Linked DNA regions of Homo sapiens: region 2 is linked to region 1. A link is a loop called in an ENCODE intact Hi-C map of the cell type or tissue named here. Cell type or tissue: natural killer cell. All regions are shown on one strand.

Region 1 (8,000 bases):
AGCTGAGACTACAAGTGTGTGCCACCCTTGCCCGGCTAATTTTGTATTTTTAGTAGAGATGTGGTTTCTCTGTGTTACCCAGGCTGGTCCCAAAACTCCTGGCCTCAAGTGATCTGCCTGCCTTGGCCTCCCAAAGTGTTAGGATTACAGGTGTGAGCCACCATGCTCAGCCTGTAGAACTTTTAACCCAAGTCTCATTTCTTTTTTGAAAGGGAAGAGTGCACAAGATTAACTGCTTCTTTGGATGAATCATTGTTAATAAAAAGCTGGGCATTTAGAATTTTGCCTTATAAGCCCTTCTCCAACCATAAGATTATTTTGTACCAAAAACTTTGGTGTTCTCTACCAAAGCAGTTAAAAACTTTTAGCCTGCTACTTCTTGTATTTGTCTACTGACAGCCCCTTGGTACTATTTAGGTTGGGGGAGGGGACCTAAAATAAATAGACTTTAACATTTCCCTTGGGTGCTAATCATAGTTGGAAGTTGAATTTAAGGTGATTATTTGGGTGACAATTAAAAACCTAAGGAAAACCAGAAATCTTGGTAGTGGAAGAAATGTGTAAGGTCACCCCAATCGGTAGATTTTAATGAACGTTGTGGAATGTTGGGAAGAGGGGATGTTAAGTTGAATGCAGAATTTCACTAAGTACTTAGTGTAAGTTTAAGGATGTAGCTCTTTTTATCTAAGAATTCAATGTAATGGCCAAAAGGCAGATTTACTGTTTAAAAATTTGAATAATTTTACATGACATTCTTGAAATTCTAAGAAGTTTTATGTGTAGAACATTTTAAAAATTCATCAGATTATTAAAGGGAAAATAAATGATTAATGATAATTTTGGAAGGTTAATGTGAGCTAGACTTAAGTAAACTTTGGTTCATTTGTGTTCATTGAATGTTTTGGAAATGACCAAAAAATGTAAATGGCCTTCACTCAAGTTTGAGTGTTTAAAGTTGAAAGATGTGCTCTACTAAAAGTTATAGTAATTCTAACCTCACATTGAAATGAGACAGTATTCCTTGTTATACAGGCTGAATTTGAAGATTAGAGAGGATCTAATGTTTACTTAGGTAAAGGGGCATAGGTTTTGTAGTTAAGATGACCAGACAGCTAAAAGCTGTGATGGGAAGTATGGACTGCTCCTATTTATAGTCTCAGAAAATGGACCTTTAGGTCTCTATCCGTATTGGCAATTATTAGAAGAAAGTTACACCCTTTTGAAACTACAAAAGCTGTCTTGGAATTTCCCCCTCTTCTCCCTATTTATGTCCCCTTAGAATATTTTAGGGAGCCTATAATTATTTTCTAACCAAGGAAAAACTTAAGTCTCTTTAAGAAGCAATTACTTTTCATAACATCAGATTGAATAACCCACCTTGCTGTTCAGCCCACATCCTACTGGAAACAAAAGGTAAGAAACCCATTTTCTGGTTCTTGATTGTTTGGGTCTGAATTTTGTTTTTAAAACTAAGCTAAGTTTAATGTTTTTTAAAATGCTGTTTGGAATATGAATAGATTCCCCGTAAAATGATTTTTCCTAAGTTTTATGCTTTAGTAAATATTCAGTGCTCACGTCTGTGCATCATAGTGCTTGCGTTTAATATGATTTATTGTAGAATCTCAACTTTTCTTGGTGTTTGTTGTCTTTGAAACATTGTCTTGGTCATTAGGGCTGGTGTTTTCACATTTCTGTGGTCAAGGTGGATTTCTTATGTGTGCCTTTTTGCTTACTTTGTATATGAATTTTGTAATTTAAATTGCAAGTAAGTTATATATATGTATTTACCATAAATAGTATTAAAAGATGAGAAACTGTTAGACTGAAGTTCTGTTGTAACATAACCATTATTTCCATCACAGTATGAAGACTGCAAACGCAGAAAACAGATTACAGTCTCTTATCCATTTTTTGAAATCCAAAAACTACGAAAACAAAAGATTTTCTGTTGTTGAGCTAATTAAATGTGAACCCTGACCAGAATTGCTGCCTTCATTTTGCACTTAGTGTGACTAAACTGTTTCCTGTTGAACTTCATTATTCATTGCACAGTTGCCACAGACTTTGCTGAGGGTTTTATGTAATACAGGGTATATATGTACCTCATAAAGTGCATACAGCTCTGAATCCCAGATATGTCTGTCTCCAAAGAGTTCATATAAGGGATTGTAGGAACTGTACTAGCATACACAGGCCTAATGCTTTTGTCTGTAACTGGGGTGTCTTGACTGAAAAACCTGTTATTGTGAATCCTTTGTTGATTGAATTTTAAGTTCCCCCATCTTTTTAGGCTGAAGCAGCCACAAGAAAAAAAGGTATGGCCCACATTTCTTTACATTCTGTTGTAATAGTGGACTCAACAATTATATCCCATTGAAGCAAATACTCAGGCATCCTAGAGTGTACAATACAACATTCTTTTGAGTTATTGTTTCTGTATCAGTACTTAAAGGAACATTGACCAATTAGATCCTATAGGAAAAGCTGGGATTGGCATGAAGTAAAGAGATTATCAGGAAACATCTGTTCATTATGTCTATCGTGATTGTCTATTGAATGAATAGTAATGCTGCCAAAAGTAACTTGCTTTAAACAAACCCCAAGAGATTATAGTATACTTAAACCAGTACTTATTCCTGTTATTGAGACCTTCACGGTGCTTCTTGGTAGCTTTGAAAGCTAATGCCTAACAACCCTGAGGGTTCTTGTGAGCTTGTAGTGATTAAAGGAAGGATTTTTTAATTATTATAAAAATCACTCCGTGCTTCATTAATGCACAGAATAAAAATTGAATAAATGACTCTGTCATATAGAAGTTAATTTAGGCAAATATAACATTTGTAATTTACAACATTTTAATAGGTGCTAGGCTGGGATTTCAGGGGGTGAAAAGTCATTCATGACTTTTCATAAGAAGTTTACTGTTTAGGTAAGCAAAACAACACTTAGTTCAGCTTGATACTCAAGCATCGGGTTAAAAAGCATCAGACTTCTGTTACCAGACAACTTATAAGTGCCAACTATTGGTAGAACTGTGGACATGAAGATAGTGGAAACAGCTTCTCTAGGATGCTATACTCATCTCCACCAAATGCACTTTGAACAAAAACAACTTGTAGAAATAGGTCTTAATTTTTTTTGTTTGTTTGTTTGGTTTTTTTACAACATGCTGTACTGCTCTCCATTGGTAAGTGCTAGGGAAAATCACTTAGCCACTAGAGGGAGCTATAACACAAAATTAAGCAGGAAATAATCCCCATTATAGATACATAGAACAAAGTAGAGACCAGCTAACTACCTTGATCCTCTGTATCAGCTCTAAAGTTAGATGGTTTGGGTAAGTTTTCTTGCAACTTTACCTTTGTCTTCCCATCTTTTGTGTAAAATTCTTCCCCTTTTCAGCTTTTGCATCCATTTAGGTTTTCAGAGTTTACCTTACAGGCACTCATTTTGTAACAAATCTAGGTTCTGGGACTAAGAAAATACTGAAGACATAAGTCTGCTTGTTTTTCTGCCTACCTTGTACATCAGGTATGGAATAATAAGGCCATGAATGTGAGAATTGGGAACAGGAGTTAGGTGTGCTGGGGAAAACTAGACATAACAATTTGGTTATGAACTAGAAGAAATGAATATGCTTTTAGAGACCTGCAGTTTGCTTTTATGGAGTGACAGTTTCAGGTGTGATGATCTTCTCAGTATTACTAAGAGGTTCTTAAAGTTTGTCTTAAAATCCTACTTATGTGTCAGCTTAGCTGTTTTCTATTTTCTAGGCCTCACTTAAGTAGCAGGTTGTCTTGTGATCAAAAAGTCAGTAGACACAGTAGTTAATGCCATATTAACAGCTGAAAATTACTGAAAATTTAACACTTTTAGTATCTGTCATTCCCATCACCGCTTTCTCCCCAGGTTTCTTTTATAAAAAATGGAAAGGACACAAACTTGTCTCCTGTTTACAGTATAAATTGTCATTGAGAATACTAAACCTTTTAGGCCCATATGATGGGATTTAGTCATCCAGAAGACAGGTGTGGGACAACTGGCCTTAAAATGTTAATTTTAGAAAATCAGTCTGTTTCAAAGAATAAAGCACTAAAAGTGGACAAAGTGGACTTCTTGTGGGGGGAAAAGTAATCAAGTTTACACAGTAGAGATTTCCCTGCCTGCTAAGGTAACACTAAGTAGCAAGGAAAGCTACAGAAGGTAGTTACTGTTAACTAGTAGTCTTGCTGCAAATTGGATTGACAGCTGAAAGGGCACTAACTAGATTGAAGCCTGTCTTTAATCCTGTAAATGTTAGCTCTGGTGTCCCTTTGATAATTTTTAAATAACTTTTGAAGATGCACTCTGAAGCCACAAATTAGGCAAATGAAAATTCAGAATTCTCCTTGTAGAAAGAAAAGTGCTAAACCTGGAGATTGTAAAGTGCTAAGAAAAACCATGGTAGAATTGTTCCCTCAGGTGCTGTGTATTAGAGGAGGAGTCTTTATATGTCATTTTGGGATAAGCTTTCAACAATTATTAAGGCTTAATACATAAGATTATAGGATCAGTCAAGCAAAAGGGAAGGTATAACCTTTAGATAGGACTGGGAAGTGCTGGGTGAATGTCTTCTACCCTTAACGGTGGTAGAAATTTGAACTATAAAATAACACCAAGAGTGACATTCACATTTTTTTTGTCTTTGTTTTTGACACAGGGTCTCACTCTGTCACCCAGGCTGGAGTGTAGTGGCACAATCTCGGCTCACTGCAACCTCCGCCTCCCGGGTTCAAGCGATTCTCCTGCCTCCCAAGTAGCTGGTATTACAGGTGCCCATCACCACACCTGGCTAATTTTTGTATTTTTCATAGAGACAGGGTTTCACTATGTTGGCTCAGCTGGTCTCTGAACTTCTGATCTCAAGTGATCCGCCCGCCTCGGCCTCCCAAAGTGCTGGGAATACAGGTGTGAGCCAGCGCACCTGGCTGACATCCACAACTTAAGGCTAGAAATGTAAAATGTTGGTTCGCAGTGTAACAAGCACATTCCAAAGAAAACTCAAATGGCTCCTTTGTACTCTAAAAATAGTAAATTTGCAGCAAGGTGATAGTCAAGTTCTGTGTCTTCAGGGTGCCACCGCATCTATGATTTAGATTAACCTAGAGATGTGTTTACTTGCCAAATAGAGTTCTTCAAGATGCTGTTTGGATTTGTCTTCCCATCTCCAGTTGCCATATCAGCATTTTTGTCTGTACCCAAATTCATATTACTGAAGTGTTAAAGCTGGTTTCAGTGACTCCAGATCCTTAAAACATGTCACTCCCTTAATATGAGTTAACAATGGGTTATATTCTACCTTTCCAATTTATCCTGTTCTCAATCACATCTTCCCCTACCCTGGTTGATTTGGTAAATACATGTATTTTTTAACTCTACAGACCCAGGAACTGAATATATTTATATTTCCCAATGAGCTAAATGCAGTGCTGACAGTTTTAATATTGATGGGCGAGATGGGAAGAATTTAGTATTCCCTAAAAGCAAAGCACTGTAGAAGTCTGTTTCACAAGCTATTCGTTAACTGGGTGGATTATTGGAGAAGGTATTTTAATACTAATAACTCCTCAGATGTGAAGCCAGAAAATTTGAATTAATCTAAATGCTAGCCTAAGTCCAAGTATAATTGGATAAGTAAATGTTGCTCCCAGAATTGGTCTTGCAAAGTAAGACCAATTGTAAGACCAAAGTAAGTGGTTTTGATGTAAGCTGTGCACACTTTCAGTACAGATCACCAAGAATTGATGACATTGTCTCCAAAAAGACTAAATAGTTGCCTCCTAGGTATCCTTTTTCAGTCATTCTCTTTTAAGCTTCTTACAGAGGAAGCTTTAAGTTGCCTCAGAATTTAGTGGTATTGCCTCAATGAGAATTCCTGCATATTTCTCTTTGGGATGGAATCATTTTGGTTGTTTTTTTGTTGTTGGTAACTATTCATAAAGAGATTAATACATAACGATGTATTGTGAAGAGACTAGATAGCATGTATATTATTCCTTGGGTTGGGAGTCTTAAGCATTAACTTTAGGACCCTGACCCTGGTCTTTAGGTTTATAGGATCAGCTAGCTTAAACAATTCTCTCAAAACCAAGAGACCCAGCATCCATACATTTTAACACCCCACATCATAAATCCCATAAGCAGCCCCATTCCTTTTGCCATTAAAAATCTCACCCCTTCATGATCACACCTAATGACTGAAGCATTCTTGAACTAATTGCGTTGTTTCTTATTTGCTTTTCTTCATGTTTTAAAAAGTGCTATATGTGCAGGTGGACATGTTGCCCTTAAGCTGTTCTCTAGTTTAATGTGTATGCTTTGTTTTCTTCAGCTACATAGTAAACTGAGAGCAAAGGCTGTTTTTTTTTTTTTTTTTTTTAAGACAGTGTCTTGCACTGTCACCTGGGCTGGAGTGCAGTGGCGCAGTCTCGGCTCACTGCAACCTCCACCTCCTGGGTTCAAGCGATTCTCCTGCCTCAGCCTCCCAAGTAGCAGGGATTACAGGCACCTGCCACCACACCTAGCTAATTTTTTGTATTTTTAGTAGAGACAGGGTTTCACTATGTTGGCCAGGCTGGTCTCAAACTCCTGACCTCGTGATCTGCCCGCTTCGGCCTCCCAAAGTGCTGGGATTACAGGCATAAGCCACCGCGCCCGGCTCCCCAAAGTCTTATGTTTTAAACTTTTTGACATTTCTTCTAAGATGTCCAGAATGCTAGTACCTGCACCTTAATAAATGTTTGTGAATAAATACATTATTGAAATCTTAGGCAGGTGTGCCACATAGCTTAAATCTGAGACACTGTGTTCTTTAGTCAGATCATGCATATTCTTAGAATAGTAACCTCAAAGGTTTATACCCTTGCTACCTTTTTTATATTTTTTGTAGAGACAGGGTCTTGCTCTGTTTCTCAGACTTTTTGAACTCCTGGGCTTAAGCAGGCCTCCCACCTTGGCTTCCTAAAGTGCTGGGATTACAGATATGAGCCACTGCGCCCAGTCCTGATACTGTGGCTCATTTTAATTCTCACGTAGTATTTAGTTTCATTTTGCAGTTTGAAGAAATAGGCCCAGAGATGTTAAAGGGGCAGGCCCAGAACTTGAATCCAGATCTTGTGGTGAGAAATTCTTGTTTTACTATCACGTTGCTTTTTAAAGCCAGCCTGCTTTTTCCAGTTGGGAGGCCTCGGGGAGAAAAGTCTGACCCAAGTGAGAAACACCTGTAATATCTACCAGATGCCAGCAGGGTGTCCCATGGTGCTGTCTTTGATCCATGTTCTTACCCTGTGTGCTGAGGGTTGTTCTAGAGTAGGACTACATCTAGTCACAGTGGCCATGTTCCAGAGCCTGGCAGCAAGAAAGAGGGATGCCTAGCTCCTTGGCTTTCCAGTGTGCAGTGCACAGCCAGCTCTCTCAGAGAAGCCCTGGCCCTCTTTTGACCCCTACTATTGAGGCTGGCCCCACAGGAGGACAGCTGGTCACACAGTGGCTGGGGCCTGGCTAGCCACTCAATAACTACACAGCAGCCCCACAAAAAAATCATAGAAAAGAACCTGTGAAAGGGTAAATGTTTAAAACATCTGCATTTGTGTTGATAGCTGAGTATACACTTAAATTTGTATTAGTAACAGATCCACAAAAATGAACCACTCTAGGAATTTTAAGTTTTAAAAGCCAATGTGTGGTAACTTCCAGTTTCCAATAAAAATGTTTGCATTACACTTAGCCTACACATACTATCTCTTAGGTATCAGTTTTTGTATTCAGCAACCCTAGTTGGTAATCTACAGTGTCAAAACTATCACTTATATGAAAACAAATGAGCAAATAGCCCTTTAAAAATTTCCTTTCCCAGTGCTCGTTACGCACTTTGTACAAATGTCTGTAACTGTTTTATAATTATTTCTTTGCAAGGCTTGGTTTCTTCAGTAGAGAAGATTCTTAGAAGTATCCCCAGTGAC
Region 2 (8,000 bases), 52 kb after region 1:
ACTCAGCATCTGTAGCCCTGCTGTGGAACCAACTCTTTTTCCTTTTCTTTGGAGAATTTGCCCTGTAAGCTGGGGGAGGGGTGAGGAGGCATAACCAGTGAGAAGGGTTGAATGGCATAAAGTTAATACTAACATTGGTCCAGAGGAACAGGGCAGAGTTCCCTGGAGGAAGGGAACCTAGTCAGGAGATCGGGGCAGGCCCAATAGGCAGTCAAGAGTGCAAGCTCACAGGGTGCAGTGGCTCACGCCTGTAATCCCAGCACTTTGGGAGGCCGAGGCGGGCGGATCACCTGAGGTCAGGAGTTCGAGACCAGCCTGGCCAACGTGGTGAAACCCTGTCTCTACTAAAAATACAAAAATTAGCCGGGCATGGTGGTGGGCGCCTGTAATCTCAGCTACCCAGGAGGCTGAGGCAGGAGAATAGCTTGAACCCAGGAGGCGGAGGTTTCAGTGAGCAGAGATCACAGCGTTACACTCCAGCCTGGGCGACAGAGCGAGACTCTGTCTCAAAAAAAAAAAAATAAATAAATAAAAAAATAAAAAAGAGGCTGGACACGGTGGCTCATATCTGTAATCCTAGCACTTTAGCAGGCTGAGGCAGGCAGATTGCCTGAGCTCAGGAGTTGAAGACCAACCTGGGCAACATGGTGAAACCCCCGTCTCTACTAAAGTACAAAAAAATTATCCAGGTTTGGCGGCAGGCGCCTGTAGTCCCAGCTACTTGGGAAGCTGAGGCAGGAGAATCGCTTGAACCCAGGAGGCAGAAGTTGCAGTGAGCCGAGATCGCGCCACTACACTCCAGCCTGGGTGACAGAGTGAGACTCTGTCTCAAAAACGAAAAGAGTGGAAGCTGTGGGGGCCAAGGGTTTCTGTGAAGGGATAGGCTTGGGAAATAATCATTGCAGCACTCACAGAGGGGTCGGACCCTTTCCAAGTACTTCACATGGATTAGCTCGTTGAATCTTCACAGGACCTATGAGATATTATACCAATTTTTCAGGTGAAGAAATAGAGACATAAGAGACATCAAGAGTTTAAATAACTTGCCCAAGATCACATGGCTAGAAAGTGGCAGAGCCAGGATTTGAATTCAGGAAGTCTGGCTGCAGGCCCACACCCTTAGAGAAACTGTCAGGGCTGGGTGTGGTAGTTCATGCCTGTAATCCTAGCACTTTGAGAGACTGAGGTTGGCAGATCACTTGAGCTCAAGAGTTCTAAACCAGCCTGGGCAACATGGTGAAACCTCATCTCTACAAAAATTAGCTAGGCGTGGTGGCATGTATCTGTAGTCCCAGCTACTCAGGAGGCGTAGGTGGGAGGATCGCTTGAGCCTGGGAGGCCGAGGTTGCAGTGAGCTGAAATTGCACCACTGCACTCCAGCCTGGGTGTCAGAGCAAGACCCTACCTCAAAAAAAAAAAAAAAAAAAAAAAAAAGTATGTCAGAGACACCCCTACTGAGCTCGGGGGTGGTCGTGGTGGGGGAGGGTGGAGCTGGGGGGGTTGTGGGATTTGTGTCCTGCTTGAAGGGCTGCCAGTGCAATGTCCAGGCATCGTTGGAACATGCCTGGAGGGTTCAGCTTAACAGAGTCTGCTGAGAACCACTGGCCAAGTGCCAGATACTCTGCTGGGGCCCATCCTGGAGCACAAAGGTCATCAAGCCATGGCCCCTGCCTTCAAGATGCCTCCTGTCTAGTAAGGGAGACAAACATGTTAGCCTGGAATTTCAGTTTCTGTGGCAAGTGCTGCGATAAGACAAAGCACTGAGGAAGGGGGCACTTTGCCAGCCAGAAGAGGAGTTGGGGCAGGGAAGGCTTCCTGGAGGAGGGGCCGCTTGAGCTGAGTGAGGACAAGATAAAGTGGCTGCTGCCTCCTGGGCTTTTGATCTGGCATGGGAGCACATTGTTCTCCCCCTTGGTGAACTCTGAGTAGAGCTAAGTAGCGGTGTGGGTTTCAGAGAAGGGTCAGGTTTTCTGGATTCTGTAGCACCCTTGCCAGGGTGAGGCAGGAACTGGGCAGTGTGGTCAGCTTTCCTGATGCCTTTGTGGTTTTTAACAGCTGAGAAACACTGCCACCTCTTGTAATGCCTGCAGTGAACATGGTGAAGAAGACATAAAAGTCCCTTAAGAGTCATTGCTCAGAACACAGTGATTCACTCTTGTCTCTCTGCACTTAGAACCAGAGGCAAATGAATTTAAACTACAGAGGGAGGATTCAAGTAAGGTATGAGGAAGACATTCCAGATAGGATGTGAGATGTAAGAAAAGTGACTCATAGGCACAGAGGGGAATGGCCTCCCCTGAAGGTCTTCAGAAATGGGAACAAGTTTCATTTGTCTTTGTGGTTTAAGAGGTTTCATCTGGAGACAGGAAGATGAAGTAGAGGCCCCTAGAGGTCCATGTCAGCTCGGTGATCGGAGGATAAAAGGAGCTGGAATTTTTGAGCTAGAAGATTACTTAAATTTGGCCTAACCCCTCCTTTGACTGTTGGAGTGATTGAAGAATGCCCGATAACACTGAGCAGCTCATCCATGAATGAGTGAGCCAAGGCACAAACAGAGTCTGCCCAACAGCTCTGGGCCAGGTGACCCTGGCCCGCAATGTTCCTGGTCAGCATCACCCGGGGGTGCTCACTGGGAGGGACCTACAGCTCTCGGGGATGGAGTCCAAGCCGTGTGAGGAGAGCTCAGGAAACCTGGAAGTAGTGGAGCATTTGTCTTGGTATTGGAATACAGAAAGCATCAGCCCCCATACACACAGTGTTTCTGAGAATGGCACTCTCAGTTGGAGCTAGTGGGTTATCTCCTAGATGCACCTAGAAGAGTTTTAGGCATATATATGAGGCCCTCAGTAAACTTTGTTGGATGAATGAGTAAATAACAGATAATCCAAGACTTAATTTCTCTTTGACCATACCCTTGTTAGGCCAGTGCACTTAACCCTTCTTATTCTGTTTTGCTTAAGCTGACAGTAGGCTTTTTTTCATAATACTGCCTAGCCACAAAGAAAGCTGCCCACAAGTATGCTGGGGGCAAGGGTAAGAAGAGAAAACACAGTTTAGGATCCTTCTCAACATTTATACTTCTTTGAAGGATCATCAAGGCCTGACATTATGTTCAGTCATAATGGCTTTTGCTTTTTTTCTTTTGTATTGTTCCAAGCACAAAAGTGTTTTTATTTTTTATTATTTATTTATTTATGAGACAGGGTCTTGCTCTTTCACCCAGGCTGGAGTGCAGTGTGGTGTGATCTCAGCTCACTGCAACCTCTGCCTCCCAGTTTCAAATGATTCTTGTGTCTCAGCCTCCCGAGAAGCTGGGATTACAGACATACGCCATCACAAACAGCTAATTTTTTTGTGTTTTTAGTAAAGATGGAGTTTCACCATGTTGGCCTGGCTGGTCTCGAACTCCTGAGCTCAAGAGATCCACTCGCCTTAGCCTCCCAAAGTACTGGGATTACAGGTGTGAGCCACCGTGCCTGGCTCGAGCACAAAAGTAAAACGCTTCGTTTTTCAAATTTACGAAAAACATGTAGTATAACAGTCTCAGCCACATTACAGCAAGATGGTTACAGGGATCTCAGAAGAGAACAAAGCTTGCTCTTGGAAGATAATCTGATTAAGAGTGAACCAAATATGAACGGATGCTGGACAATGAGTTTAAAAATAATACCGGGTGGTGAACTTTAGCTCACGGGGTGAACTGAAATAGACTTGTGCAAATAAGAGAGAAGTAGCAGCAGCAAACACGACGGCAAGAACTTTTGCTTCCTCCTCTAATCCCATGATTCCCTATTCATTAAGAAAGTATTTGATGTTAGGAGGGCACTGCAAAGCTTTTTTTTTTTTTTTTTCTCCTGGTGACCAGCAAGCTGGATTTGGAGCTCTGTTAAGGGGAAGCCTCTCTGTGGTCATGTAGGGTGATCAGGCTCCTGAAATGATTTCACTTTGCTCTGGTCTGAGATTAGTTTCGGTTTCAGGCTGTACCCACAGCTGGGAGAGAGCTAGTGAGCTCCAGGGAGGGTCAGCTGGGGGAGTTTCACCATTGGCTGTGTCAGCCAATGGCAAGGTGTGTGAACAGGGAACTCCTGTGTTGAGCAGAGAGAGGAAGAAGATGCGTCCGAGATGGAGTTGGGGAAGGCAGCACTTGCGTGTTTGTGTGTCCAGAGACCGGGCTGGTGATGATGAGCAGGAGGGAGCGTATGAAGATATCAGATGTGCAAAGGACAAAACCCCCACCCAATTACAGGACCACTGAGCCTCGAGCTAGGGAAGTCTTAAAACAGATTGCCTGGGCCGGGTGGATTTTCCCTGAGCAGGTGTACACCTGAAAGGAAAGCAAGTGTGAGCATGCCACAGAGTCAACATACATCTTGTACTGGCATTCTTAAGATCAGCCTCTACGGTGCAGCATTTTCTTGCATATGAGTTTCCTTTAAAAAAAAAAAAGTCAAATTAAAGTTTGAGAACTGATAGTTGCGAACTTGCAGACCTTTGCATGTTGGTGGATCCTTTGAGAACTTCAAGCTGTCATTTTTCCTGAGACGGCTTGAGGCCAGTCTGGTTGGTTCACAGGACATCATTACCCTAGAAAATCAGCAGTTTTCCTCCCCTGACTGGTTCTGGGTGAGGCATACACAGATGTTTCCTTCCCTCAGCAGTACTAGAGCATCATTACATTTTATTTCTCAAAGTTATAAATTCATTTTATTTTGAAAAGAGAGAATCACTGAATTTTACAGCTGGAAAGGATTCTGAAGACTGCTTGCTTGGTTGGCTCCTGGAGGAATCTGAGGTTGTGGGTCGTTAAGTGCTTTGAAAAGACCAATGGTATGTAATTAAGAATACTGAATCAGAATGCCTGTGCTTCATCCCAGCCTCTGCTAGTTGCTGCTGTGTTCTTGGGGCAAGTTACTCAATCTCTCTGAGTCTTAGTTTCCTGATCCATACAGTGGGAGTAATAATATTACCAAATGGTTTTTTGGTGTTTTTTTTTTATTTTTTATTTTTGAGGTGGAGTCTTGCTCTGTCACCCACAGCCTCCACCCGCCCGGGTTCAAGTAATTCTCCTGTCTCAGCCTCCTGAGTAGCTGGGATTACAGGCGCCCTCCATTACCCCATGCCCAGCTAATTTTTGTATTTTTAGTAGAGACAGTGTTTCACCATGTTGGCCAGGCTGGTCTTGAACTCCTGACCTCAACTGATCCGCCCACCTCAGCCTCCCAAAGTGCTGGGATTATAGGTATGAGCCACCACGCCCGGCCAAAATATTACATAATGATTGTTAATTACTACCAAATACTTATTAAGCCCCTAGCACAATGTTTTGCATATTGTAAGTCCTCATTAAATGTTAGCTGCTGCTGTTATTGTTATTATTTTCATTTTGTGAAATCACACAGCTACTTAGTGGTAAAGCCAGGGCTACAATGTTAAATTCTTTTTATTCCAATTCTTTTCAGCATGGCCATAAGGAGATTTCACCACATTCTGGAAATATGGGAAAACCTTTACAAAAATGTTTATGCGGATGTCTTTGCATGAATGTTCATAATACAGCTAGAAGAAATGGGCTTAACCTATTTATTAGATATAGTTAGACTTTGGGCATGGGGGCATATGTCTACCAAAGAATTTGTTTCCACAAATATTATTTACTAGTGTTTAAAGGTTTCCTGAATGCTAGATTGGTTGCCTCTGCTGGAAGATTGGGGTGTTTTTAGATGTTTTCATTGAAGAGTTCTTCTCAAGTTGGAAACATCCATTTCAATGAGTTGTGGTGGCAAAGCAGGCTTTTGTGCGTAATGGAAATATTTCTGTAGCCTGGCTGCTATTTATCAAGGGTGAAGACAGTGCAGATGTTTTGAAAAAAATATATAGGCTTGGCAGAAGTCCATGTGTCTTAGGCCATGCCTACACAAATCCATTCCCAAATGATCCGTACTGACCTTTAGCAAATCGATGACAGCCTCGGAGCCTCCCAAGGGAGCCGTTTTTGTCTGAAACATTGTTGAGGCCAGTGTGACCCCTGGCCTTGCATGGTCCTTGACACCTCTGATGGGGCGACACCCTCTCCCTAAGGCAGCTTTGGTGTGTTTTCGTGGAATATGAAGACGAATGGAAATGAATTTTGTTTGGTGAATCTTGAAAGATTCCTGGAGATACTGTCGCTCTGTAGAGATTGAAATCTGTTCTTGATGCTGATCCGTGGGACTTCTCAAATCTCCATGCCTGAAGGAGACAGTGTGTTAAAGTGTGAAATGTGTGAGTGTGCAAAGGAGTTGATGACTGGAGTTCCAGTCTTAGCTCTGCCATGTGTGGGCTGTGTCATTCTGAGCAGGTCACTTAGTTTGTTAATTTATAGTTTTCTTGAGGCTAATCTATTATTATACTCCACAACAACACATGGCTATTGACTACATATGTTAAATAGAGCTGGTAAGAATAATCTCTGTGGCACAAGATTCTTGTAATAGTCTAATAATGGCTAATGGCCAGGCGCAGTGGCTCACGCCTGTAATCCCAGCACTTTGGGAGGCCAAGGCGGGCAGATCACCTGAGGTCGGGAGTTCGAGACCAGCCTGACCAATATGGAGAAACCCTGTCTCTACTAAAAATACAAAATTAGCCGGGCGTGGTGGCGCATGCCTGTAATCCCAGCTACGCAGGAGGCTGAGGCAGGAGAATCACTTGAACCTGGGAGGCAGAGGTTGCAGTGAGCCGAGATCGCACCATTGCACACCAGCCTGTGCAACAAGAGCGAAGCTCCGTCTCAAAAAAAAAAAAAAAAATATATATATATAAAAAAATAAATAATAATAACTAACATTTATTGCATGCTTACTGCATATGCCAGTAAGCTTTCTAAGCATCTTGGGAATATTAATTTATGTAATCAATCCTAGATGAGACAGTAGTATCATCACTTTATGCAGGAGGAGACCGAGGCACAGAGAGGTTAAGTTAACTTGCGTAAGGTCACACTGCTAGTTAGCTGAGGAGGCAGGATCTGAGCTCCAAAGCCAGGAGGCTGAGTCCATAGATGTATTTACAATATTGTAGCGTTAGGATTCTTATTCTTTGACTGTTACTGTTCTTGTTTGACAGTCCCAGGGAGGGATAAACTGAGCCTAGAGGTAGATTAAGTGTACAGATCACAGTCTTGGAAACAATGAGGGATGGAATATATGAGAGTTTTTTTTGGAGTTCTGGGGAAACAGCTGTTTCTAAGTGTGGGGCAGAGCTGAGGAGATCTGGCAGAGATAGAGAAGGATTTTTTTTGGGGTGGATTTTTACTATCTGCTTTGAGGGTTGCATGTATGTGGATTTAAGAGCCACGTGACTCTTTCCCCTCCTATCCCATTTTATTTGGGAACTTATCTTTAAATTCCAACTCACCTCTCCCCCTGGCAGCCTTAGAAACTTAGAAAACTGCCATGGATGGTGAATTCTTGAGACATGAAAGGAAAGGTGAAGGGTGGGGTTCTTAGTGGAATTTCTTCCTTGTGGTAGCATTTCTATTAAATGCATATGGGGAATGAGCCACAGCGTGGCTTATGTTTGGTGGAGAGAGGGATGGGAACTCGGGTGACTTCCCTTTTTCTCATGAGCTGATTTAATAAGAGAATGAATCATCCTATGAGCTTTAATTCTGGAAAAGAAAGAAAGGAGAGGCAAATGAGTGAGATGGCATTTGACTGAAGCCAGAAGCCTTCCATGTCAGTCTCCTAGGGCGGGCACTAGGCTGGCACCCAGGGCCTTGGCGGTTCGTGCTAGTGGTGAGTTCCCTCCAGGGGCTTTGGGAAGGGCTCCCAGCTTCCGGTCACTGCCACTGTCACCATCAGCCCTCTCATCCTGGTAAGGCTCTGGAACCTAAGGCCTTGAAGGGAAAAGAATAGGGAGGCATGTCGTTAAAAATAGACTACTGGTAAAATTCACATATAGCAGTGATCATTTTTGTTTTTGTTTTGTTTTGAGACAGAGTCTCACTCCGTCACCCAGGC

What was found. Peaks named below come from ENCODE experiments on the same cell type or tissue, not always from the same donor. Only the 100,000 strongest peaks of a DNase experiment are listed, where the experiment ranks them.
Region 2: a loop joins it to region 1, with 4 times the contacts of the local background. A loop is called at or near these places in 64 of 110 quality-filtered maps.

Annotation. Positions count from the first base shown.
Region 1 is chr17:57,994,902-58,002,901 of GRCh38, reverse strand. It overlaps SRSF1 (serine and arginine rich splicing factor 1), which reads left to right. Exons shown (of 4, transcript NM_006924.5): 4 at 1-1,983. Among named protein-coding and RNA genes, the nearest start is that of SRSF1, 8.3 kb to the left of the region's middle. RefSeq lists an enhancer at 7,178-7,227. In natural killer cell, CTCF peaks have their summits at 3,007, 3,210 (motif pointing right) and 7,290; DNase peaks (open chromatin) are centred at 3,221 and 7,291; H3K27ac peaks cover 412 bases.
Region 2 is chr17:57,942,999-57,950,998 of GRCh38, reverse strand. The region is part of intron 1 of CUEDC1 (CUE domain containing 1); the gene reads left to right. Among named protein-coding and RNA genes, the nearest start is that of CUEDC1, 8.4 kb to the left of the region's middle. RefSeq lists silencers at 1,957-2,251, 3,842-3,941 and an enhancer at 3,897-4,191. In natural killer cell, no CTCF peak of the experiment used is centred here; DNase peaks (open chromatin) are centred at 3,978 and 4,388; H3K4me3 peaks cover 739 bases; H3K27ac peaks cover 418 bases.